Regions from separate parts of the Homo sapiens genome. Here region 2 is linked to region 1. A link is a contact called in ENCODE Hi-C or POLR2A ChIA-PET data. All regions are on one chromosome and are shown on one strand. The core of a region is the stretch at or near the end of the contact, and the rest is flanking DNA. Distances in the headings are between cores, read along the strand shown.

Region 1 (2,829 bases), core at 127-2,626:
AAAAGTTTTGCAAGTACCTATAAGTCTTATAACTTTCACATACATAACAGGAAAACAAGAATAACCTGTAATCACATTTCTCACAAAACATAAATATCTGACTTACGGTATCAAACTGTAATCAGTAGCATTTTCAACATTAATATCAGAACAAATCATTTTATTTCTAAAATTTAGCATGTATCCCATTTCCTTCAGGTATTTATTAGGGTAGCTGGCACTTAAAGAGGACTTAAAATCCTTTTGCCAACTATTCTCTGGATCTCTTTAAGTGGAACATTTTTGTACCGAACACTGAAGCATAAAAATATTTCTTCTGGCGGGGTGTGGGGGGCAGACCTTTGTAAAAGACGTTTTTATAACTGTGAGTGTTTATCTACAAAACTTAGCATCGCAAAGATGCGATGGGGCTTTCTCCAAGGCAGACCACGCTTAGAGGCAAGATATAATATAAAGAGGCAGGAATGAGCAACCGGCAGGTGATGAAATTTCACCTCAAATAAGACGCAAAAGGTTGTTCTCGAGCAAGCCAGATCCATGAATGACACTCCAGGAGTAGCAGGGGCTCTCTTGGTCCCGCACTCTCTGCACCCCCAATTCTCACCCTGGCCTTCCTCTCCTCCCCCTTTCCCCGCCACAACCGGGATTCTGAGGGACTCGGTATGGGACGCGTGGAAGCCAAAGCTTGTTTGCAAACAGGCGTCATCTGCCTCCCTCCGGGATGTACGTGCAGGGCCCGGGCTAAGAGGCTGCGCTCGGCCCGGGCCCATGCAAACCCGAAAGGCGGCCGTGCTCCTGCCGGCCCCCAGCTCCACACACCCGGCCGCGCCGGAACCGAGGCCGGAGCGAGGGCTTCCCAACGGCGCGGGGCCTAATCGCCCCCCACGGCCTTCAGCCTCCCGGGGGACGCGGGGAGAAAGGGCTGAGGCCCCAGGACCGCAGGGTGGGGGAGGCGACCGCAGTGGCAGGACGCCCCGTCCGCCCGGCCCGCGGTCTGCCGCCAGGGCCCCCACAGGCGGCGGGAGGCCGGCGAGCCCCGGACCACGCCGCGCCACACTCACCTCGAGCAGCGGCCGCCTCCGCTTCAGCATGGCCACGGGGGTCGTCCCTGAGCCGAAAGCCTCCTCCGGAGGGCACCGGCGCGGCCCCAGGCGCCGCCGCGAAACCTCCCACTCCTGTAGGAGCTGCGGTAGCCGCAGCTGCGGCTGCTACTGCTGCTAAGGCCCGGCACCCGCCCAGCCGCATCGGCGCCCGGGCCGCGGCAGCCACGCGGATCCCGGAGGAGCGCCGCCGAGCCGGGCCGGGGGCGCAAGGCTGCGGCGGGACGACCGAGGTGCGGCAGGCGGGGATCCTCAGCGAAGCCTCCAGCGTCGGGTGGCCGCTCCTGCCGCCGGCGCCGCTGGGCCACAGCGCCCCCTGGACCCCACGTCCGGCTACGGCGTCGGGACTGCGGCGGCCGCGCTGGGCACGAGCCGCAGGGAACGCTAAGGAGCGCGGCCTGGGGGCGGCGAGGGCCCCGTGCTCCCTGCGTAGCCCGCGGCCCGCGGCCGGCCCGGGACTCCGCTTCCCGGGAACCGGAAGCCCCTCAGTTCCCACCAACCCCTGGCGTTCCCCGCCCCCGCCAGACCCGAGCACCTTTTCGTTCTCTCCCGAAGATACGTGAACGTTCTTGTCACTCGGACCCGCACCTGAGAGCAGGAATATAAGGGAATCTCCGTTTGACTCTCACGGTTTCGGGGGTGGCAGGGAGACCCCCTTCTAATTCCTTTAATGCGTCTGGATGAAAGAAGAGTGACCCAGAACAAACCTTTTTTTCAAACATACACACTCGTCTCCCAAAACAGACGAAGGAATTGTCTTTGACCTTAACTTGTTTTTTTATCTACTGTGTAGATCATTAAGAAATTTTCTACAGATATCAACCAAACCCTTAACACCTAAACCACCACCCCCACAAAACAAAAATGAAAAAAAAATACATACATATATATATATGCCAAGCCAGAGAAGAGAATAGCCAACGGGTTGTCCTGAAATTCATAAACAACTTAAAGGTAAGCAAAGAATCACCCATCTTTTACTAACATCCTCTCCCTCCCAACCTCTTCTCTCCCACCTTTCCACCCCTCATCCCAGGCAAATCCTAGTAAGGCTCTGAAGGAAGGAAATTATTACACAGTGGGGGCTATGGAATCATTCTGTTTACAGATGCCCCATATTTGATCCCAGTCAGCCTCTAGGGTGCAAACATCAGAACCAAAAACAAACACGACTGTCAGAGGGGAAGTAGGGAAAGAAAATTCTCCAAATCCTCTGATCCCTAAATTTTCCAAATACACTTTTTTAACAGAGTGGTATACTAGAATGTGTAGTGATTTTGGTGTCAGACACATACCAACACTACCAGTTCCAGTTCTGTCATGTATATATAGCTTTATGACCCTGGGGAAGTTATGTAACATTTTTGAACTTCAGTTTTCTCCTGCCTGCCTTGCTGGTTGTTGAAGATTGGAGATAAAGAGACTGGCCCATAGAAGATACTTAATAAATGTTAGTTACAATTTTTATTGGTTCCAGTTCTTTTTCTTAGGCTCAATTTTGTACTCCTCTGTTTTTGTTTCTCATTCTCTCTCTCTCTCTCTCTCTCTCTGTGTGTGTGTATGTGTGTGTGTATGTGTGTGTGTAACTGTATTTCTGTCAAAAGATAGATGCTCCATTCTTCATCCTCCCTAGTCTGGGTGAAATTTCCCTAAATTTCACTAATGGGTTTATGTAACACCCCTCCATGGAAGAATAGAGCCTCATACACTGGATCCTATGACATTCTGT
Region 2 (2,837 bases), core at 33-2,532, 490 kb before region 1:
GAGGCAGCTCTGACTCCCGAGTCTTCTGCCTTAGCTTGAGGATGGGGTACATCCCCAGCACTCACCACAGGGCTTGGCACACACCAAGTGCTCAGTAGAGAGTGCCCGAAAGAATGACTAAATACAAAAGGGAACCAAGGGTTGACGCTGGGCTGAGGCTGGGGTTGGGGTGTAGCACCAGGCGAGGGTTAAGTCTGGAGGTTGAGGTTTGGATGTAGATCTAGATATTAATAATATTTGGAGTCAGGATGTGGGAGAAGAGCTGAGGTGGGACTGCAGGCAGGACAGAAGAGGAGGTTGGGGCTGGTGATAGAATAAGGTCTGGGGTCAGTACTGGGGAGTGTGGAAAGTCAGGAATAAGGCTGGTGTTGATATTAGGAAGGGCACCTTGGTGGGATGATGATTGGGGTGGAGTTGGGCTGCCTGTGAATGTTTGAAGATGGAAGTTGCTGTTAGGGGGAGGCTTGATATGTGATTTGGGGTTGGGATGAGGGTGGTGATGGAATGAAGTTTGGGGTGGGGATAGAGTGAGGATTGTTTTGGATTAGAGGAGGGGGAGGTCCGAGCATGGCTCTAAATAATGGTTGGGGTCAGGATGAGGAAATCGAGCTGAGATGGGGTTTCACGGGGTGGTTGATGCTGTGGGCATGAGGACGGTAAGGACTAGAGCTTGCTGCTGATGTTCAGGTGGACACTCGGGTGGGGGCTGAGGCTGGGGTGAAGGCGCTGAGACTGGAGTGGGGTTCAAGGTAGGGTGAGGGCCAGGGACGGTACCTGAGCCACCACATGTAGCTGTGCTCGTAGGGGAAGAAGCTGTGCGGGTCGTCGCAGCAGTACTTGTGGTCGCGGAAGCCGCAGCAGAAGACAGCGGCCGCCTCGCCCCCCGGCCGCGGGCAGCTGAAGCCGCGCACCACCTCCTGCTCTGCGCTCACGTAGCTCGTGCAGGCGCCGCTCATCGCGCCCCGCGCCCAGCCCGCCGCCACCTCGGGCCACCAGACGGCCGGCTAGAGCCCGGCGGGGAAGCGAGGGACCGAGCGAGACGGAGCTGAGCCTGAGAACGGCAGAGACGAAGAGACCCAGGGGCCGAGAGAAGCCGAGACAGAGACAGCAGCGCGGGGCCCCGAGGACCGAGCGGCGGCCAGGTGCCCGGCCCGCGCGGAGGGGTAGGGGCAGGCGGGGCGGGCGGCGGGGGCCGGCGGCGGGAGTGACGGCTGCTGGAACGCGGCAGGAGCCGGAGCGGACGCGGGGAGCTGGGCCGGGAGCCGCGTGCTCGCCTGGCTCTGCCTGCGCTTCCTGCCCCCTCCCCACTGCGCTCCCCCTGCCTGCACGAGGGCGCTGGGTGCGCAACGACAGCACGACGCGGCCAGAGTGGCGGGGCGGGAATTCGAGGCCAGGGCGCGGGCGCCTTACCTGCACCGAGCCGGCGCCGGGAGTCTCGGGGCATTCGGGGCTGGGGCAGACAGACAAGGCACCAGCCGGCGACCACACGGCGGGGTCAGTGAGGAGAGTGAACACAACCTCACCCAACCTCCGCAAAAACCCAGGGGCCCGGGGATGTTCGCATCCGTGTTAAAGGTGAGAGCTGAGGGCCAGAGAGAAGCCATTTCCCGGAGTTCCTAAGCCCACGAGATTTTAACCGGGGGCGGCCTAGTAGGAAGTCCTTGCTCTTTCTGCGGCTTTCATGGTGCCTCTTTTCTAGCGGGCTTTTAGATGTCCTCATCATCTGGAGTCCCTGCTAGTCTCGCTGAGAGCTAGCTCGTGCACGGACAATGTCCACACTCTTCTGTTCATACTGCCTGCCACTGGCCTGGGACAAGGAGCCGAATATGGGTGTGGATGGGCCCAGACGGTAACCTCCTTCCCCACACTGACCAGCAAAGAAAGTCAGCAGACCTGTCCATTTTGAAAAATTACTTCCAGAGAACAAGGGCAGTGTTCTCACTAGCATCAGAGAACCACAGTCTGAAGGGGCTCTCAGTGCCTTGGCTTCCCCCATGTACCCTGTTGCCTTACGCCATCTGGAAGGGCTTCATACAGCACCTTCAGTGCCTTAGCTCTACATTTTTCACAGCAGTGGGTAGGGTAGGAAATAGTTACTGTGGTGCCTCGGGCACCCCCGATTCCTTCGCCCTTGGTTTGGACGTGTGGGGAACGGGCCGTGGGTATCAGGGGATCTGGGCTCCAGCCCAGCTCTACCCCTTCCCTGCTGTTTCTCTCTGAGCTTTGGGTTCCTTGTCCTCACCCAGGCCAGCTCCTCAGATGCTGATTGTGCCGCTGCCCTGACCTGGGTGGGCCCTAGGGCCCCTGAGAGGGATCAGATCTGGGCCTGCCGTTGAGAAACACACAGTCTGATGGAGGAGTCAGACTGACTGACGATCACAGCACAGGGCAGTAAAAAGGGAAATGCAAGGACCTGGACACAGAGGGGCACCATCTGAGGAAGCAGGGGAGGGCTCTGAGGGAGGCGGTGTCCTCAAGAGTCACTGTAAGGTCAAATATGAAAGCTGGAGGGAACTGTTATTATCCTCCAGAACATTCCTCCCCTGAGCTGTGGGTCTGAGCAGACTGGGAGCTGGAGAGCCTACACTAATGAGGGTGCACTTCAGCCTCTTTATCAGATGGAGAGTACAGGGGAGGAATCCTCTGGGAGGGAGAGGCTTCCTGGAGGCCTGGAGATCAGCTGGGAGGAAGAAAGCGCTCTGCCCTGGCTTTTGGCAAAACTAGAAAGCCTCCAACAATTTCCAAAACCCTCTCCCAGCCAAGAATTAATTTGTTCCTCCCAACAGCCCTCTGGGGTGAGCCACGCAGGGGTGAATGTGCCTGAAATAACAAGTCCA

Evidence for each region. A loop is a pair of places that touch in the nucleus more often than their neighbours do. ChIA-PET counts read pairs that join two places held with the same protein, here RNA polymerase II (POLR2A). Pooled maps may share reads with other maps.
Region 2: a loop to region 1 is called in a pooled map, with 5 times the contacts of the local background. The contact joins the promoter of SHISAL2A here to the promoter of ZFYVE9 in region 1. A Hi-C loop is called at or near these places in 1 of 168 maps with a recorded cell type or tissue (OCI-LY7), 5 of 37 single-sample maps with no recorded cell type and 11 of 50 pooled maps. POLR2A ChIA-PET finds 5 or more read pairs at or near these places in 3 of 52 experiments (activated T-cell, activated naive CD8-positive, alpha-beta T cell and naive thymus-derived CD4-positive, alpha-beta T cell).

The regions. Positions count from the first base shown.
Region 1 is chr1:52,140,636-52,143,464 of GRCh38, reverse strand. ZFYVE9 (zinc finger FYVE-type containing 9) reads right to left here and starts at 1,376. Exons shown (of 19, transcript NM_004799.4): 1 at 1,062-1,376. It overlaps LOC107984956 (collagen alpha-2(I) chain-like), which reads right to left. Exons shown (of 5, transcript XM_047439476.1): 2 at 2,176-2,272; 3 at 1,984-2,030; 4 at 1,062-1,688. RefSeq lists a silencer at 717-1,576.
Region 2 is chr1:52,631,613-52,634,449 of GRCh38, reverse strand. It overlaps SHISAL2A (shisa like 2A), which reads right to left and starts at 1,282. Exons shown (of 3, transcript NM_001042693.3): 1 at 775-1,282. The coding sequence starts at 956. LOC124904178 (a long non-coding RNA gene) reads left to right here and starts at 995. Exons shown (of 2, transcript XR_007066084.1): 1 at 995-1,142. RefSeq lists silencers at 955-1,004, 1,015-1,204, 1,295-1,404.